Regions from separate parts of the Homo sapiens genome. Here region 1 is linked to region 2. The links are chromatin loops, found by intact Hi-C in ENCODE. Cell type or tissue: OCI-LY7. All regions are shown on one strand. Links, peaks and the distances in the headings refer to the core of each region. The heading gives the core; the rest is flanking DNA.

The links. Hi-C counts contacts between places; a loop is a spot of excess contacts. Peaks named below come from ENCODE experiments on the same cell type or tissue, not always from the same donor. Only the 100,000 strongest peaks of a DNase experiment are listed, where the experiment ranks them.
Region 1: a loop joins it to region 2, with 4 times the contacts of the local background. A loop is called at or near these places in 2 of 110 quality-filtered maps.

Annotation. Positions count from the first base shown.
Region 1 is chr14:77,975,280-77,985,254 of GRCh38, forward strand. No RefSeq gene overlaps it. Among named protein-coding and RNA genes, the nearest start is that of ADCK1, 180 kb to the left of the region's middle. RefSeq lists an enhancer at 5,350-5,868. In OCI-LY7, for the core only: a CTCF peak has its summit at 4,528 (motif pointing left); no DNase peak of the experiment used is centred there.
Region 2 is chr14:77,650,378-77,660,352 of GRCh38, forward strand. It overlaps the pseudogene COX6CP11. Among named protein-coding and RNA genes, the nearest start is that of SPTLC2, 39 kb to the left of the region's middle. In OCI-LY7, for the core only: CTCF peaks have their summits at 3,268, 4,783 (motif pointing right) and 4,991; a DNase peak (open chromatin) is centred at 4,804.

The sequences.
Region 1 (9,975 bases), core at 2,468-6,467, 330 kb after region 2:
TATCTATATCTATATATATATATATATGCTTGAATATGCATTAAACATCTCTGGAAGGACCTGCAGGAATTTAGTGACATTGGTTGCCTCTTGGGGCAAGTGAATGGCTGAGGACAGGACTGGGAGGAGGAGTTTTCACTTTTGAATAAACGGTGAACTTTTAATCTATTTTAAAGTAAAAGTAAAATGAAAACCAGAGAACATTTTTACATTTAATACCTGTAGAGCAAAACCCATTATTTTCTTTTAAAAAAAACCCTTCTTTGTATTTTTAAATTTATTTTTCATAGAGACGAGGTCTTGCCATGTTGGCCAGGCTGGTCTCAAACTCCTGGCCTCAAGTGACCCTCCTGTCTTGGCCTCCCAAAATGTTGGGATTGTAGGCAGGAGCCACTGCACCGAGCCTCTCTTTTTAGATTAAAGAATAAATAAATAAGAATCCCTTAACTCACCTACCTGTGAAGATGGATGCCCTATGTGTGGCTTTCCCAGGACAATCTGTTTATGCCTCATCTTCTGGTGTAATTATTAATAGTGCCTCACTTCTCTCTCAGCAGTTGGATGATAAACTATCTGGTTACCCTACCTGTTAAATACATCACAGCCCATGAGAAGTCCAGTCCAGCCAGTGATGAAACAGATGCCTGATTCTTTGCCTGATTGCTGGATGCAGTAGTGCCTTGAGCTTAGGGACCCTTGTATGGAGAAAAAAATGTGTGTTTTCAATAATAAATGGATGTCAGTGAGGTGGGCAATGATCACACCAAGAGAGGTACATGGGAACTGGAAAATACTGAAGATACACAAGTTTCACCTTTGCTATCTCAGGTCAATGCTGGGGCATTGCTTACTGAAAGGAATGGTAGATGAATCACTGTGTTATTTAGCTGATTGCTTTCTCTCTCTCTCTCTCTTTTGCTGTTTAATGCATGCACAAATGTTACATGCACTTATGTCATGACTGAACTCTGCAGAACTTACTGTGCCACGTTGGCATTCTGCATTTGCCTCTTGACTCTGAACTCTTGTCTGAGTTTTCCTGTGTCCCAGCAACAGTCACATTTACTAAATGTTTGCTGAATGAATGCATGAACCCCATGGAGACCTAGGCTGACATCTGGTCCTCTCTTCTGCACAGAGTCTGACTGTCATGGGTATCATCATCTTTGAGACTGTAATCTTTATGAAGGCAGAGACTAGGTTTACTTGAATGAGCAAAGTAACCCCAATGCAGAGTACTATGTCTGCTACATAGCAAGTGCTAATAAATATCAGTTCAGTAAATAAGTGGGTGAATAAATGAATGAATGAATGAATAAATGTTTGCATCAGTCACCTGAGGACCAATTGCACACTAGTCATTCCCTTTGCAAGTCTACCTGGCCCTGGCATGTAATGACAGAATATAGAGGAAGATTTCATGGAAGATGTAGGGTCAGGGACCTTCTTGAATAAATACAAAGTGCCTTACCCACTGTCGGGGCTTCCTATATAGCTCAGCAAAGAGCCTTCTGTGCCTGCAGTTTTTTTTTTTAGAGCTTCTCTTTCCAACTGCCACATGCATGATGGATGATGTTCCCATGTCAGGGAATATACTCCCGTGGGGATACTCAAATTTTGATAAAGTCTAAAAATACTGGGAGAAAGAAAATGCTATACTACTTTCTAAATGCCACAACTATTAATAATACACCTGTCATAATTACTCACTTGGATGTGCCATAATCAAAATGGGTTGTGGGTTATGCAGTTACCAGTGAACTAGCTGTCATGCCATCCTCTTGCTTCCACTCAAGAATACGTGTCAAATCCAAGTGACTGTGGGGTTTTAGAGAGGATCTTGAATTCACTCTAGTTTTCCAAAAAGCAGCTAATGCCCAAATTTTAGTTCCTTCGCTGTTAATAGTAACAAATTACAACTGGGACACTCTAAGGCAGAGAACCACCCATTCTTTGGTTAGTATTGCCTCTTTAGACATCCACTTTAAAACTGTAAATGCTCTAAAGAAATACACCCTACAGGACACACCACTAACTCCCTATCCACTTCTCTGCATAACAATGGGTGTGTGTGTGTGTGTGTGTGTGTGGGTGTGTGTGTGTAAAAGAGAGACAGAGAGAGCAAGAGAGTCAGTCTGAGAGAGGGGAGAGAAGTGGGGGTAGGGTTGCTAGGAAGGAGATGGAGCTTGATTTCTAATACTTTCACCTATGAACTGTGTGGCCTTGGGCAAGTCACTTAACCTCACTAAGCCTCAGTTTCCTCATAAGTAAATGGGGCTGATAATAAAAGTACCTACCTCATAAGATTGTTGCAATAAAACCAATATAGTGCTTACCTTAGTTCTTGGCACATACTAAGCCTTCAATACATGTGGGCTATTTTTTTTTTCTGTATGTTTGCTCATTCTTCTGATACACTGAAGACAAAGTATAAGAAGACTGGTTGGGACACTTCCTAGTCGTCATTGACAATCTGCCATTCAGTTTGGGCTGAGGCTTATTTCTGGGACAAAATCCAAAAGAATGGGCAGAACCTTGTACGGTGTCAATGAGGGAGGCTTGCTTTTATTGTCCAAGTCACATGTGGTATGCACAGACTCTCCTGGGGACACTGAGCTTTTTTGAGGAGCCCTAAATGTGGGAATAGGGCAAGAGTTTGAGAGGAGTTGTTGGAATCCAAAGCATAAGTTCTAGAAAGCAGGAGTCTCCCTAGAACAGTCTTTTGTGGGGAGCAAGAAAGGAGAAAGTGTTAGGTTCCAAAGAGAGGGGTTTGCCATCCTATGAGTCACTGATTGCTGGTGCATAGCCTGGAAGCCCTCTCCCCTGGAACAATGAGCTTCAAATGGCTAAGGGCAGTGGCTTGAGAGGCTGTGCCTATAGCCCTATCTCAGTCCATTCCGGCTGATATAACCAATTACCATAGACTGGGGGGCTTAAACACCAAACATTTACTTCTTACAGTTCTGGAGGCTGGGAAATCTGAGCTCAGGATACCAGCACGGTTGGGTTGTGGTAAGGGCCCTCTTCCAGGCTGCAGACAGCTGCCTTGTATCCTCACATGGCAGAAAGAGAGCTCACTAGCTCCATGGGGCTGCTTATGAGGGCACTAATCCCATTCATGAAGGCTCCACCTATGTGACCTATTACCTCCTGAAGGCCCCATCTCCAAATACCATCACACTGGGACTGGGGCTTCAACACATGAATTTTGGGAGACACAAACATTCAGTCCACTGCAAGCCTACAATGGACCACCTTGAGGCTCAGATTAGCAAGCCATGAGCTTAGAGTTTGGAAGCTTGTCACTAATCGTAGGCCCTTCACTAGGCCAAGGGGCCTGTAGCCTTGGTCTTCTCACCTGTGAAATGAGAGAATGGATGGTCTCTGAGCGTCCTTCCATTTCTGACATTCTGTGGCTGGGAGATGGTGAAGGAGAGAGATACGCTTTTGATGACCTGACCTTTCTGCATCTTCCTGTTTCTCCTTCTTGCCACTATTTCCAGGCCCTAGGGACATTCCTGATGCTACCAGATGGTCTAGGACTCCAAAATTTGTGGTCATCTCAGCCTTAGTGCTGTCCAAGTACTGGTCATTGTGAAATTTTCCTCCTTGACTGCCTCTCCTTATCCACTCATGAGGATGAGTTTCTCACTTCTCGTCTCATCTTTCAGTCACGACAATGGTGGCATTAGTTCGTTCATTATCATTCCAATGTTTTCTGAGCCCTAATGGGGCACCAAGCATCATGCTAAGGGCAGAGGGTACAGTGGGCATTGGGTTACAGAGGCATAGACCTGTGCTGATGGAGTCCGTATGGTGGTGACAGAATCATCCGGTGACAGATACGACGAGCAAGGACTGAGCTCTGTGGGGGTAGTTATTAGGGGATGTTAGATGGGGGAGGGGCAGGACAGGTACAATGACTTTGAGGATGGGATGCTGAAGCTGAGACTTAATGGTAGATGGACACCCTCAGTTCCATGAGGGCAAAGATTTTTGACTCTTTTTTGCTGCTGTATCCCAGTGCCTTGAACAGTTGGCACTCCATGAATAGTTGCTGAATGAAAGAATACATTGAGTCGCACAACTGAAGTCCCTGTGGCATGAAAGAAGCTGAGATAAGGCCAGTGTCTCTGCAAGGCTGTCTTCTGGAGGCTCAAAGCAGCAAAGTTGAAGAGACGAGGCTGGGTAGGGGGCTGGCCTCGTGCGGATTTCCCCAAACGCAGACACTGAGACACGGAGTGGGGTGCAGGTGGTTGTTATTTGGGAAGCACAAGTGAGGAAATGTGAGAAAGGAGGAGAGAAGACAGAAATGCCAGTAAATAAAGGGCAGATTAATGATGGGTTGCCGCTGTGGGCACCTGGGGCTGAAGCCCACTTTGTGGAACGTGAGGGATAAGATGGGGTATTTATCTATTGACTCTTGCTCCTGTGGGTTGAGGAGCGTCCCTGGGGGTGTTAAATCCCTAACCCTTGTGGGCTGCCCTGCTTAGAGGCTGAACAAGCTCCTGTGGTGCTGGAAAACGCCCTCAAGTGGAGGAGCACTAGAGGTGGGAGCTGCCCCCTAGGGGTCTCAGTAATCCTCCGCCGCAGCTGCAGATGAGCTCAGAAGAGGGTGGAGGAGGTCTGGGGCGGGCATCAACAGTGGCTGCTGCAGAGGTAAGCAGGGCACCAAACAAGAGAGGGTGGTGGCTTTGATTATGGTGGTGGCATTGGACGGGGAGAGAAGTACACAGATTTCAGGTACTTTTTGGATGTGGGAGGTGATCAACAATAAAGAGTCCTCCAATAAAGAGAAAGCCCTTTCTCCTCCAGCCCCCACTTTTATTCCACAAATATTTATTGCTGTGGTTTGTGGTTGGGCTTCCTGGGAAGCCAACTGAGACAGAGTTTGTTGCGCAGGCTGTTTGAGGAGTTCGGGACAGATTTAAGAGTGCACAAAGGGAGACCATGCAACAGCCTCAGCTAACCCCACAGAACGCTCGGGAGCTAGACGTGCTCCTCAAAGTTGTTCGGAATTGGAAACAGATGCTGGACCTCCATCAGTCCAACCTGGGGAGGATGCCGTGACTTGGGCCAGGCAGCTCTCTTCAGCGGAGGCAACGCTATTATAGCGTCCACCACAATGCTGAAGGATCTTTTGTATGTCAGGTACTGTTGTAGGTGCTGGGGGTGTTAGAAGGGGCCAGGTGAGAGAGAGGCAATAAACAAACAAATATGTACCATCAGGTAGTGCGAAGTGCAAAGCAGAAGACAAAACAGGGTTAGTTGAATGATGGCTGGACTGGGAGAAGGAAGGTGGGGGTGGTAGTGAGGGAGGCTTAGAAGACAAGAGCAACAGGACCCTGACAGTTTAGGGGCGGGGCATCCTCTCTGCACTGGGCTCCCTGGGAACTGCCCCTTGTGCGTGGTCCCATCTTTTGGCCACAGTTGCTGGCCTCTTTGCAGGAGGTAGAGGCAGCCCCTCTTCTCCCTGAATAAATTTGCTTTGGTGTTGACCTGCAGCCTGGGGTTTCAGGAGTTAGGAAATAGTGCGACAGGCGGAGCTGGAGGTTAGCGCGTCTTCGAGCTGTCGCCTTCCACCCAGAACAGCTGGCCCTGCCTCGGGGCTGACTGTTAACCCTAGGAGGTGGGTGGATTGGCAGGGAGGTCGGCTGGGCCCAAGTCAAGGCCGGGCTGTGTGTGCGTGTGTGTGTGCGCGTGCGTGTTCCTGTGTCCGCGCGCACGCGCTCCTGCGTACTCGGCTGCCACGCGCTTCCTCCGCCCCTTTCACCTGGGCAGGTGCCTGCAGGGGCTATCGCGCCGCCCCAGATTGGGATCCGGGGAGGGCAGAGGCTCCCTCAGCCAGGCCTGGGCTCCGCCTGCTGCCCTCCCCCAGCCCAGGCCCTTGTGGTTGCCAATGAAGGCCGAGAGCCCTAGCTGCGGGGGCAGTCCCGCTGGGTGTCTGCGCCGTCCACGGCCCGGGAGCGCAGGAGCAGCCTCCACCTGGGCAAAGGCTCGGCGGACCGGCGGGCAAGCGGCCCTGGAACAAACTCAGCCCGCCTGCGGTTCCCAGGAGCAGCGGCTCCCGGGCGGTCTCGCCGCTCTCGGCAGGGCAGGGCGCAGTCCAGGGGCCCCTAGAAACTCGCCTTGTTCTCAGCCCACGAGGAATTTAGCATTGATAAAGCCTCAAAAAAAAAAAAAAAAAAAAAAAAAAAGCAACCAATTCCGCCCCTCCGTCGCCCCCCCAAAAACCTGAATCATCTGGCCACCATCCCCGCTGTTTCCCACCACTGGTGGGCTTCCTGGTGACTGCAGAAATGAGGCAGTGGCAGGGCTGAATGAAGACCCTTGGAGGCCTCATCACTGAGACAGGAATGGCGCCCACAATACGAAATAAAAACAGCACTGACTCGGAAAATAAGTGTCAGGAGGACAACAAAAGTTCTGATTTTGGGTGAGGATGAGGGGTGGTGGGCTGCTTTGCTGCTGTCCCTCCCAAGCCAGAGCTCCTAAGCAGCCGTGGATTGAAGGTCCCTGCTCTTTTCCCCCTCAGGCTTTTGTATGGCTGTGTTGCCAGATTTAGCAAATAAAAAAGTACGGGGCACCGGGTTACGTGTAAATTTCAGATAAATGAACCCTTTTATTTTAGCATATGGAAGCCTTATGCATTTGAAACATAGTAAAATAATTCATCCTTTATTGAAAATCAATGAAATTTTTAGTATAAAAATTTAGTATATCTTAAATAATGCATGGGATATACTTACATTAAAAAATCGGTCATTTATCTGAAATTTATATGAAATACAAATTTAATTGGGCATTTGAATTTTATCTAGTAACCCTACTTGAGAGTCAGCTGTCTTGGCCCCTAGTGTCCATAGAGCCAGGAAGGGTGGGCAGAGCCCTCAGGTGCCCCCTCCCCCCATCCCTGCTTTTTTTTGAGACAGGGTCTGGCTCTTTCACCCAGGCTGGAGTGCTGTGGCCGAATCTGGGCTCAAGTGATCCTCCCACCTCAGCCTCCCCAGTCGCTGGGACCACAGGCACGTACCACCACGCTGGGCTCATTTTTCTATTTTTTTTTGTAGAGATAGGGTTTTGCTATGTTGCCCAGATTGGTCTCGAACTCCTGAGCTCCAGTGATCTGCCTGCCTCAGCCTCCCAAATTGCTGGGAGTATAGGTGTGAGCTGCCGGGCAGCCCTCAGGCCTTTTCCATCCCACCCCACTGCCAGCACTGAGAGTGCTCCCTGAGCTGCTTCTGAGTCAGGTTTTGCCCAGAGGTTGGTGAAGGGTGTTGAATCAGGAACCAAAGACCTGGGCTCCGAGGCTCTGCTCTTTCAACACTGAGTGAGTTAGCCTTTCTGAGATCAGCTTCCTCATCTTTAAATGGGTGAATAGCAGGTGTGAGGCCTGCCAGGTGAATGTGTGGCTGGCACACCATCCATCCTAGTACATTCAGCCTGTGCATTTTAAAAAGCAGAAAGCAAGGGTCTCAAACTCAGATGCCTATGGGTGCTGAGGAGTTAAAGGAAATGAGAGCAACTCCCTAAAGGGCATAAACCATGGAGTGGGAGTACCCAGCTGTGATCCAGATCCAGCTCCAGCTAGCTATTACCGCATTAGGTAGAATGAGGGCAGATCTTATAACTTTTCAGAAGAATCTGGACGTCTGGATTTTCACACAAAAACCTGATTAAGAAATACTGGCAACTAATTCATATTTTTCTTTAAACAAAACATTTTAAGCACTGAGTAGCTATAACAAATGAATCAAAATACTTGCAGCCATGTGCCAGGTATTATTCTAACAGCTTATGTGTAGCAATTCATCCAATTACCCTATGAGGTAGATATTATTATGATTTCCATTTTACAGATGAAGAAACTGAGGTACAGAGAGGCCAAGGACTGATGCCATATTTGGGATGCAGGCAGTCAGTTTTTTGTCTTTGAAGACAACTTCCTTTCTGGATTTCCTGCCACTGAGCTTTACTGAGGGCAGCACTATGGCTAAAAGCACAGGCTCAGCAGCTCATGTGGTGCTCCTCTGTGGTTTGCCCTGCATACTTTCCTTTGGAAAACTGTTATTCCCCAATACCTGTGTTTCAGGTGAGGCTCTTAACCAGAGAGCTCTGCCTGTCCCTGCTCTGCAGTGCACGAATGACCCAAGCTGGGGAGAATGAGTCATTTTCAGGGACCAATATGGAAGATGAGGGAGAGAGGGCCTCATGAGCTATGTGAATGGAGCAAGCCTGGGACTGCTTGGGATCATCGTCTTTGTTGCCACATGGAGAGTACCTGCCTGAAAATGGAGCAAACTCAATGGAAAGCAAAATAGAAAGAAAAGATCCCAGTGACATAATTTGAGCTCCTGGATGCAGCCATGCCTAAAGCCAGCCACCCTTAGACTTCTCATTTATTTGTACCAATATATTTTTCTCTCTTTATTATTATTATTTTTTAAAACAGCGTCTCACTCTATCACCCAGGCTGGAGTGCAGTGGTGTGACCACTGCAACCTCCAGGTCCTGGGTTCAAATGATTCTCATGCCTCAACCTCCCCAGTAGCTGGGACTACAGGCATATGCCACCATGCCTAGCTAATTTTTTGGTATTTTTAGGAGAGATGGGGTTCACCATGTTGGCCAGGGTGGTCTCAAACTCCTGACCTCAAGTGATCTGCCTGCTTCGGCCTCCCAAAGTGTTGGGATTACAGGTGTGAGCCACCACCCCCAGCCGTGTATTCCTCCTTTTGACGATTCCAATTTGACTTGAATTTCTACTGATTGCAGTGGACAGAGTCCTGGCAAATACGGTGTCAAAGAAATGTCGCATCACTTCAGGATGTTAGATCCTTTCTACTCAAAGTGGTTCAAGGACCAGTAGCATCAGCATCCCCTGGGAGCTTGTTGAAAATGCAGAATCTCAGGCCCGTCCCAGACCTACTGAACCAGAATCTGCATTTTTAACAAGATCGCAACTACGCTTATACACATTCAAGCTTGAGAAACGTTGGTCTAGACTAGCGTTCTCAGCTCTAGCTGCACATTTAGGTCTCAATACCCAAATCACACCCCAGACCAACTGACTCAGAATCTCTGGGGGTGGGCCCTAGGAGCCAAACTTTTAAAAGCTCCCCAGGTGATAATGATATACAGCCAAGGTTGAGAACCACTGCTCTGATGTGATATGCTTGGTGGCAGCTGAAAGCCTAATTCTTTGCGATTTATCCTAGAGCCAAAGCTTGCTTCTGAGGAGGATACAGCAGAAGGTCTCTCTCTTTCTATCTCTGTCTCTGTCTCTCTCTCTCTCATCCCTTGGGAATGAAGAGGGAGATGCTGTATCCCACAGACAGAACCCACCGGGACCCCAAGGGGGATTTTTAAAAAATACCAAATCCTAGAATACTTTCATTTTCTACCGTTACAAAACATCTTTCTTCCATCTGAGGTCACAACACTGGACTACATGAAAATCTTTTAAACTTTCAAAATTTCAAGTCGCTTCTCCACAGGGCCTTGAACATAAGTACAATCTGAATCTCAAACTAAACTCAAATATATATTTTTTTATTAAACCATGAACTATCCCCAAAATATGTTTTGAGTTTTCATTTTCCTTCTAAAAATCTTCATTGTGGTGGATCAATTCACTCTGGAGCAAATCCAGATGCTTTCTAAAGCCAGTCAACTGGAAGAAAGTGGGAATATCAAAATATTCTCTGAATTGACACTGAGCAACATTGTTTGCATTTTGGGATTTTGCTCTGTCTGGCCACTGTGGGAATTTGGCTGTGGTCTCATGTTTCCAGTGGTTCATCAGATGCTGTATTCTCCCATCTTTCCCTTTCTTTTTGAGTGAGGACCTCACCAGGACCTGTGGGTCACCAATTATAGATAGGTCCAGGTGGCATCATTAGGATGTTGGCAGGTGTCCATGGACGGTGTGCATGAAAAAATGAGTAAGATGGAGTCTTTCTTCTCATGCGCAGG
Region 2 (9,975 bases), core at 2,306-6,305:
CCAGCTTCCCAAGTAGCAGGGACTACAGGCACGCACCACCATGCCCAGCCAATTTTTAAATTTTTTGTAGAGTTGGGGTCTCACTCTGTTGCCCAGGCTGGCCCACCACCGACCTCAAGCGATCCTCCTGCCTTGGCCTCCCAAAATGCTGGGATTCCAGGTGTGAGGCACCATGCCTGGCCCGTTTAAAAGTTGTATCTCCAGGCTGGGCATGGTGTTTCACACCTGTAATCCCAGCACTTGGGAGGCCAAGGCAGGTGGATCACAAGGTCAAGAGATGGAGACCATCCTGGCCAACACAGTGAAACCCTGTCTCTACTAAAAATACAAAAATTAGCTGGGCGTGGTGGCAGGCACCTGTGATCCTAGCTGCTCGGAAGGCTGAGGCAGAAGAATCACTTGAACCTGGGAGGCGGAGGTTGCAGTGAGCTGAGATCGTGCAACTGTACTCCAGGCCTGGTGACAGAGACAGACTCCATCTCAAAAAAAAAAAAAAAAAAAAAAAAAGTTGTATCTCTTATTAGTAAACAATGTAACGGCTCTCCCAGTTTTTAAGCATCAAGCTCTCATGAGTCTAGAAGTGTGTCACAGTAATCATTGCTCTACCCATGTCTGGCATTTTACCCTGTATTGAGTACTTTACCCTTGATGCCGCTGGCACTCTGTGGAGAAGACGCATTATTCTCATAGCCTGTGAGCAGGAACCGCGTATTATCATTGTTTCCTCAGCCAATGCTTGTGGAATGAATAAATGAACGTCTGCTAAAGTGAGTCCCCGCTGCCTCCCAGTACCCTGCCATCCTCTGCTTTGTTCTGAAGGGAAGCCAGCAAATTACCTGAGTATGGTGATATTTTATTATTACAGGGGGAAACGTGATGCCAATGGATCTCTTAGTTTTGGTAAATATGAGTAAATAGAAGTCTTGTTCTGGGAAAATGGTGTAAAAAGACTTTCCCATGAGTTAGAAAAGGCCATTTTATATGTAGAGTTTTTTCGTCTTGTTTTGCTTTTTTGTTTGAGACATAATCTTGCTCTGTTGCCAGGCTGGAGTGCAGTGGCACGATCTCGGCTCACTGCAACCTCCGCCTCCCGGGTTCAAGCGATTCTTGTGCCTCAGCCTCCTGAGTAGCTGGGATTACAGGCGCCCGCCACCACGCCTGGCTAATTTTTGTATTTTTAGTAGAGATGGGGTTTCACCATGTTGGTCAGGCTGGTCTCGAACTCCTGATCTCAGGTGATCCACCCGCCTTGGCCTCCCGAAGTGCTGGGATTACAGGCGTGAGCCACTTCACCCGGCCTATATGTAGAGCTTGTATGACTAGTTGCTCTAAGGACCTTAGGAGTCCTCTGGAAGGAAAGGTTCCAATACTACCTTGTCTGATTCCTCCCCAACTGAAACCAGAGCATTCTGTCGGAATGATTCTGGGTGGCTTTTGACTAAGACCTTGTAGCAGCATTGTGATTTCAACCTAGGGCTGCTGGAATAAAATTACCGTGAGAGAGAGAGAGAGACAGATTTTCATTTATGATTCAAATTAAAGTAAAATGACAAACTAGGCTGGGCACGGTGGCTCACACCTGTAATCGCAGCACACTGGGAGGCTGAGGTAGATGGATCACTTGAGGTCAGGAGTTGGAGACCAGCCTGGCCAACATGGCAAAACCTGTCTCTACCAAAATACAAAAATTAGCCAGGCATGGTGGTGCATGCTTGTAGTCTCAGCTACTCGGGAGGCTGAGGCAGGAGAATTGCGTGAATCCAGGAGGCAGAGGTTGCAGTGACCCGAAATCCTGCAACCACACTCCAGCCTGGGCAACAGTGCAAGACTCTGTCTCCAAAAACAACAACAACAACAAAAAAAAACGTAAAATGACAAACTCATACACACACATGCTAATCTGGAATGCTATAAACCAAACTGAAAACACTGGTTATCTTGTAGTGGGATGGCTGACCACTTTCACTTTCTACTTTAAACATTTGTGGTTTTGTTTGTTTGTTTGTTTGTTTGTTTTTTGAGATGGAGCTTCGCTCTTGTTGCCCAGGCTGGAGTGCAATGGTGTGATCTCGGTTCACTGCAATCTCCGCCTCCTAGGTTCAAGTGATTCTCCTGCCTCAGCCTCCTGAGTAGCTGGGATTACAGGCATGGGCCACCATGCCCTGCTAATTTTACATTTTTAGTAGAGATGGGGTTTCTCCATGTTGGTCAGGCTGGTCTCAAACTCCTGACCTCAGGTGATCCGCCCGCCTTGGCCTCCCAAAGTGCTGGGATTATAGGCATGAGCCACCGCACCTGGCCTGTGTTTCGATTTTTTAAAAAATATGTTGTTTCTTTATCAAGAGAAACTATTTCTTAGCCCACACATTCATGTTTCTAGTTCAAGAACACAAGTCAGTGACAAACTTCTAGGTGATGCAACTCAAATAAATTTTTTATATTCCCAAATCACTTTGCACTCTGAAAGATACCAGCCTTCCTCATTTCCTCAAAAATCTTTCATTGAACTCATAATTACTGTAGAAATCTGTGTATGTCTTTTTTCTTGGTTCAGCCACAGCAAACTTATAGAGAGCTGCGACCCCCGCAGATACAATGAGTTCTCAAACAAGATGAAAGCACAGGTGCTTGGCCAGAAGGCCACGCATCGGGTTTCGTCAAAGCACCGGAAGCCATGGCAGTTACTGTCCTTGATAGGTATGCCAGCCTTAACAACAACGTCCTTCTTGGCTGATGGGAAAATGGACGGCTGTGTTTGAATTTTTTGCAGGAAAACCATACTACTGTCATAATCCAGAAGAACAAAGAGACCTTGTATTTCCACTTTGAAGAAAAGGAAGAAAAGGGCTGGGTGCAGTGGCTCATGCCTGTAATGTCAGCACTTTGAAGGCTGAAGCAGGTGGATCACCTGAGGTCAGGAGTTTGAGACCAGCCTGGCCAACATGGTGAAACCCCATCTCTACCAAAAATACAAAAATTAGCCAGGCGTGGTGGCGGGCGCCTCTAGTCCCAGCTACTCAGGAGGCTGAGGCAGGAGAATTGCCATGCCGAGATCACACCACTGCGTTCCAGCCTAGGCGACAGAGTGAGACTCCATCTCAAAAAAAAAAAAAAAAAAAAAAAGAGGAAACGGATGCAACTTAGCAAATGAGCACTCCAGGTGAGCCAAAAAGGAGTTTATTTAATGCATGTTGCCTAAGTTAAAGTGAGTGAAGACAGAAGACAGGAAAGCGGCAAGAAAGGAAGTAAGGAGAGGGGACGAAGGCAGGCTGCTCCCCCAGTGGCAGGAGGAAGGGCAGCAGGGACGGGGCCCTGGGTCAGGGAGGCAGCCCTCTGGGACACGCTGGAGTCCTGAGGGAGCACCTGGGGATGAGTGCCAACTCCTGGCTGGTTTGGGGCTAATTAGGTTAGAGGTGGGGAATGGAGGATCAGCTGTTTTGATAACTAGCCCCAACTTATACCTTGTCCTTACACTGCAAACTGTGCCCACAGCTTCTGCCTTCATTTGCTAAGTATATCTGACTGGCTCTGTGCAGGGAAACAAGATTTTTGGCTGTAGGTGGGAGATTTAGAATCAGGGTTCAGACACGAAGGGCCTGAGAAAGATGGTAGTAGGCAGAGCTAGCTCTTCCTGCCTGCCATTCAATCCAGGAAATGCGTGGTGGGTCTAGCAGGCTCCAAGCACAGGGCTGTGGTGCTTCATGCTGGGCATTCAGAGGCAGGAGAACAGGCCTCTCTCTGAAGGGGCTCTCAGCGGGCAGGAAGCAAGGGCGCCTGCTGAAGAGCCCTGGCCCAGGGAGCACGTGGGCACCACACAGCTCTTGCTCCCCGGGTCACCTCGGGCCCATGATTTAGCCCCTCTCTTCTCCTTTGCCACATCTGTAAAACGAGGATGACAGCAGCGCCTGGCGTTGAGGGTTACTGTGAGACCACATGAGGTAATCCCTGTGGAGCCTTCAGCTGGCGTTAAGGGCTCAATAGATGTTAGCGATTGTTCTGCACAAAAGTGCTTCAGGAACCAGCAAGGAGCCACTGTTAACTCTCACAGGGGCTGGAGCAAGCCACAAAGAAGCTGTTACGTGAGTCTTTATGGAGGAGTCAAGGTTTGTTTGATTGATGGACAAAGGTGGGTGGTTAATTGTCAGCAAAAGAGAGGCACAAGAATTGCTTGAACCCAGGAGGCGGAGGTTACAGTGAGCCAAGATCGTGCCAGTGCACTCCAGCCTGGGTGACACAGCCAGACTCCGTATCAAAAAAAAAAAAAAAAAAAGGAGGCAGGGAATCTATGGTGTGTTTGGTGTGGCAAACAGTGTGGCAGTGGAGGATGACAGTGTGTGTGTGTGTGTGTGTAGCAGAGCGGGTGGGAGAGGGGTTGCAGAATTCAAACGTGTGTATGTGCACTTTATGTAGCAGAGATGACGTGTATGTGTGTGTGTAACAGGTGGTGGACAGAGGTCTGTGTGTAACAGGTGGTGGAGGGAGGGGTGTGTGTGTGTGTGTGTGTGTGTGTGTGTGTGTGTGCTGGAAGCTGGCTCTGAGCCATCCTGGAGATATAGGCTGGCTTAAACCTGGAAGGGCCTCCTGGCTGGCCCTGGGATAACATAAAGCAGGCTAAGGGACTTAAAGGCATGTGGGAACACAGGGAGCTTGGGAGGTTTTGCTCTTTGCTTTTGAGGTTTCTAAGCCAGGAACAACAGGATCAGATCTGTGTTCTGGAAAGCAGGTTCTGGAAGAGGTGCAGGAGAGTAGCAAAGAGCCTCTGGCTGTTGTCTCCCGACTGGTCACTAGAGGGAGGCCTGGGCTCAGAAGTGACACCACACCCACCTATTGTTGAGGGGCTGGCTGCTAGTCTTGGGCTGTGAAGAGGCATGCAGCCCCTGCATACACTTGCTAGATTACAGGTAAGAGGAGGAAGGAAAGGAACACCCCGATGTACTGTGGAGACCTAGACCTCTGTGCGTCATCTCCTTTCCAGGAGGTGAGGCCTCCTTCTCCTCCTGCCCTGCCTCAGACCCACACCATGAGTGTGGGCACTCCACAGCCCAGCCTGCAGGGCTAAGCTTTGGCCAGTTCCCACCAAGAGCTGCCCTGGGCTTGGGGGTGTGTACACAGGCGGGAGGATGAACTTGAGGATGAGGCTGCAGAGGCTGAGAAGCAGGCTCGGGGCCACTTGGGAAGAGGATGTTGGGGTCCTGGGTCCTCAGAGCGCAAGGAGGCCAAGGTCTCTGGGCAGGCACTTCCCTTGGGCTGATAGGGAGGGCTAGAGCAAAGGAGAGCGTCTCTTAAGGATGTGTTCTCTCACTCAGACCTCGAGCAAAAGAATCTTGTAGTATTTCTGCCTTCACAGGCTACATCCCGCACAAAGCCGAGCAGTTAGCGGGTTTTCAGTAAGAGCTGTTTGAAGGAATGGCTTTTTTTTTTTGGAGACAGAGTTTTGCTGTTGTTTCCCAGGCTGGAGTGCAATGGTGCGATCTTAGCTCACCGCAACCTCCGCCTCCCAGGATCAAGTGATTCTCCTGTCTCAGCCTCCCGAGTAGCTGGGATTACAGGCATGCATCACCATGCCCGGCTAATTTTGTATTTTTAGTAGAGATGGGGTTTCTCCATGTTGGTTAGGCTGGTCTCGAACTCCTGACCTCAGGTGATCTGCTTGCCTCGGCCTCTCAAAGTGCTGGGATTACAGGCATGAGCCACCGCGCCCAGCAGGAATGGCTTCTCTTTCTCCAACTCTGGACCAGCTTCTTGTATGAGAGCCCAGTTACTTTTCCTTTATCGAGGTCTCTGTGGTTTTAAGAAAGATCTGCAAGTTCTTTGCTGCTCTCCTGAAGATGGGGAGCCTAATTCTTCTCCTGGGGTAGACTCAGAGACTGGCTTCTAAAAACATAAAGCAAAAGTGATGGTGTGCAACTGCAGAAACTAGGTCACAAAAGGCACTGGAACTTCCTGTTCTTTCTTACTTGGATCATTGCTCAGGGAAGACCCTTGCCATGTCATGAGGACATGCAGCAGCTCTGTGGAGATGCCCACGTGTGTGGAACTGAGGCCTTCTGCCCTCAGCCAGGTTGGAAGCCGATGCCCCAGCCGCATCAAGCTTCAGACAACTGCGGCCTGGACCAACGTCCTGCCTGTAACCTCCTGAGCCTCCCTGAGCCTCACCAACCACTCAGGCAAGCTGCTCCCAGAGGCACTGTGTGAGAACATAAAGATTCATCGTTTTAAGTAAATGTGGCCATATTTCCAGCAATAAACAACTGATACAGGCTTCAAGAGGACACTCTCTTATTTTTTCCTGGGTTTTGCAGCCAAGAAATAAAACAAAAAGTAAATATGGAAGGTGAAATAGCACTTTCATTAGTGATAAGAGGCCAAATTGCAGGATGTGACTTAAGCCAATTGAGCCTGACAATCCCAAACCCCAGAATTTAGGTGGATACCCACACAGACCCAAGGAACACTGGGTGGAGCAGAGACCTCCCCTTGCAGAGTAGAAGCATGAAGAAGGGGAGAAAACTTCTCAACAGGTGGAATCATGCCCAACAGAGACAAAAGTATGGATCTGAGCCAAAGATACCCAGGTATTCTCAAAATTAACAGTGGGAACAGGCTGGGCATGGTGGCTTACACCTGTAATCCTAGCACTTTGGGAGGGTGATGTGGGCAGATCACTTGAGCCCAGGAGTACGAGACCAACCTGGGCAACATGGTGAAACCCCATCACTACAATAAATAGAAAAATGAGCTGGGTGTGGTGGTGCATGCCTGTGGTCCCAGCTACTCGGGAGGCTGAGGTGGGAGGATTGCTTGAGCCCAGGAGGCGGAGGCTGCAGTGAGCCATGATCATGCCACTGCACTGCAGCCTGGACAACAAAGCAAGAACCTGTCTCAAACAAACAAACAAACAAACAACCTTCCTCCCCTCCCCACCAAAAAACCAGTGGGAACAGTCACTGCTCCTCCCCCACACCCACCAGGAGAGGAGGGAGCAGTGGGGCAGAGAGAGTTCCGGAAGTTCCACTCATTAAGCTTCCTTTGCAGGAAGGAAACATCAGAAATGAGGAAGACGGTTCCCCCGTCATATCCTTTCCTTACATCAGTGGTCCTGTCCTCTGCCCATGACATCTTTCTTCCTTGTGGGGTCAGTGACCAGATGACTTCTGCATCCCTGGTGTTTTTCTGATCGTCTTATTCTTCTGCCTGTCCCTACTGTGTCCTGGGAACTCTCTGTTAACTTGAGGCTTTCCACGGTGCTGCATATAGACAAGGCCCTGACTCAGGACACAGAGAGAATCATGATGCTTCCAACGAACTTGCTATTTTGAGAATAAGGTTTCATTTTCTTTTTTCCTGGCCGTCTTTGTCCAAGCCTTTTTTTTTTTTTTTTTTTTTTTTGAGATGGAGTTTCACTCTTGTTGCCCAGGCTGGAGTGCAATGGTGCGATCTCGGCTCACCACAACCTCCGCCTCCCAGGTTCAAGCGATTCTCCTGCCTCAGCCTCCCCAGTAGCTGGGATTATAGGCATGTGCCACCATGCCTGGCTAATTTTGTATTTTTAGTAGAGACAGGGTTTCTCCATGTTGGTCAGGCTGGTCTCGAACTGCCGACCTCGGGTGATCCGCCCGCCTTGGCCTCCCAAAGTGGTGGGATTACAGGCGTGAGCCACCGCGCCCGGCCTTGTCCAAGCCTTTGAGGCTATTGTTTTGTTAAATCATCCATGCGGATGGAACAAACCAACTTTGCAAGAATGTTGTATGAGTGTGAAATCTTCACTTAAAAAAACAAAACAAAACAAAACAAATACTTTCTAAGGGAGGATCCTTTTGTTTTATGGGTGGGAATGTGGTTCTGGAATTTACTTAATGTCCAGCAAGAAGAGGCAGTGAGCCAGCAGAAAATGAAAAACCTGCCATCCATTTTGATAGCTTGGTGATAATATATACATCTTCTGCATATGTATAGCTATTTCAAAGGCTGATTACATTTATTTCCTGTAAAATGGGAATCCAGTGAAATAGCTATACTTTCTTCTGCTGCTCTTTAAAATTCATGCTTCTCACCCACTGAATCACTAGTCAATGTCGTTGCATCTCCACCCTTGGATATTCCAATCCTCTCTTCTTCACAGTTGATTTGAAAAACAAAAAGCTTGCTATGAGTTAGTATTCAAGGCTGGTAGCCTTTAGGTCATCTTTGATATTTCTATCTAAATTATGTGTCTACAAAATCCTCATCATTCTTGCTTTTCTCTCTTAGATTCACTCTTCCACTTATTTTTTTCTTCAAATTTACACAAGGAAAACCTGAACGCAAAGTACAGAATTGCATAGAGTAAAAAGTGAGAGGTGCCCATGACAGTTGTTTGTTTCATGGCTACAGATTCTCCCTATCCCAATCCATAGGCCCTTTGGCAACGTAGCTGTGCCATGCATGTCACCAAGAGTTTCAGTCTGTTTCCTCATCCCTTGAAACCGGGCTAACTTCTGACTTGCCTTGAACAGCAGAGCATGACAGACATGATATTGTTGAGTTCTAGAGCCTCGGCCTTCAGGACTCCTGCTGCTTCTGCTTTGGTGGTCTTGGACTGCTGTCCTGGGACACCACAGAAGCCACTCTAGCCTCCTGGGTGATGAGAGGCCATGTGGGCACCTGGGGAAGCCCAGCTGGCAGCCAGCACTAGGTGAATGCAGCTGCATCAGTGAGTTCAGGGGAACCTAGTCGAGGAGCTACCAAGCCAACCCACAGAATCAGGAAAAATAACAAGTTATTGTTCTAAGACTCTAAGTTTGTCATGCAGCAAAGGACAACTGAAACTGTCACCATCACCTCTCTGTTGATCCCACTCTTCTTAGACCTTTTTCTTTTTTTAAATTTAATTAATTTTTTGGGGGGATAGGGTCTTTCTCTGTTGCCCAGGCTGGAGAGCAGTGGCACGATCATAGTTCACTGCAGACTCGACCTCCCAGGCTCAAGCAATCCTCCCACCTCAGCCTCCCAAGTAGCTGGGACTACAGGTGTATGCCACCATGCCTGGCTAATTTGTTATTATTATTATAATATTTTGTAGAGACAGGGTCTTGCTATGTTGCCCAGGCTGGTCTCAAACTCCTGGGCTCAAGCGATCCTCCCACCTGGGCCTCCCAAAGTGTTGGGATTACAGGTGTGAGCCACTGTGTCCAGCCTTCTCAGACCTTTTTCTTCACATTATCAATATCCATGTGTATATACTAAAGTTAAAAAAATCTTAGGAGGCTGAGGCAGGCGGATTGCCTGAGCTCAGGAGTTCACGACCAGCCTGGGCAACATGGTGAAACCGTCTCTAGTAAAATACAAAAAATTAGCTGGGCGTGGCGGCGTGTGCCTGTAGTCCCAGCTACTTGGGAGGCTGAGGCAGGAGAATTGCTTGAACCCGGGAGTGGAGGTTGCAGTGAGCCGAGACTGCACCTCTGCACTCCAGCCTGGGCAACACAGCAAGACTCCATCTCAGGAAAAAAAAAAAATCGGTGGGATCACACTTTACATACTGACATATTTTCACATGATACACATGGATTGCATAATTCTTTTAAACCCCATAGAGTCCATCATTATACAGATGAGCCACAGTGTATTTAGCTAGTTCCTGTTAACGGACATTTAGGCAATTTCTATTTTTTCACTACTATAAACAGTGTTGCAATAAATGATCTTGTGCTTTCAAGTTTCTCTTCTCTGATCCATCCTGTTTACCACTGCCTGGGTTAAGGGAGGGGCAGAAACAGAATATCAGTAGGCACTTGGGGGCTTCTGGATAATTACTGCAGGGATTTGGTCCTTGTACCTGACCCCTAGAGGCTAACCTCTGCTCTCAAGAAAACAGAGATTTGTGCACCGCTGGCCACCACTGCTCCTCTCCCTCATTACCATCCTCTTGGGCATGATTAAAGGATTGGAGATGACACACAAAGATTTGTAAAGGAAGACGGAGCTACAGTTGCATAT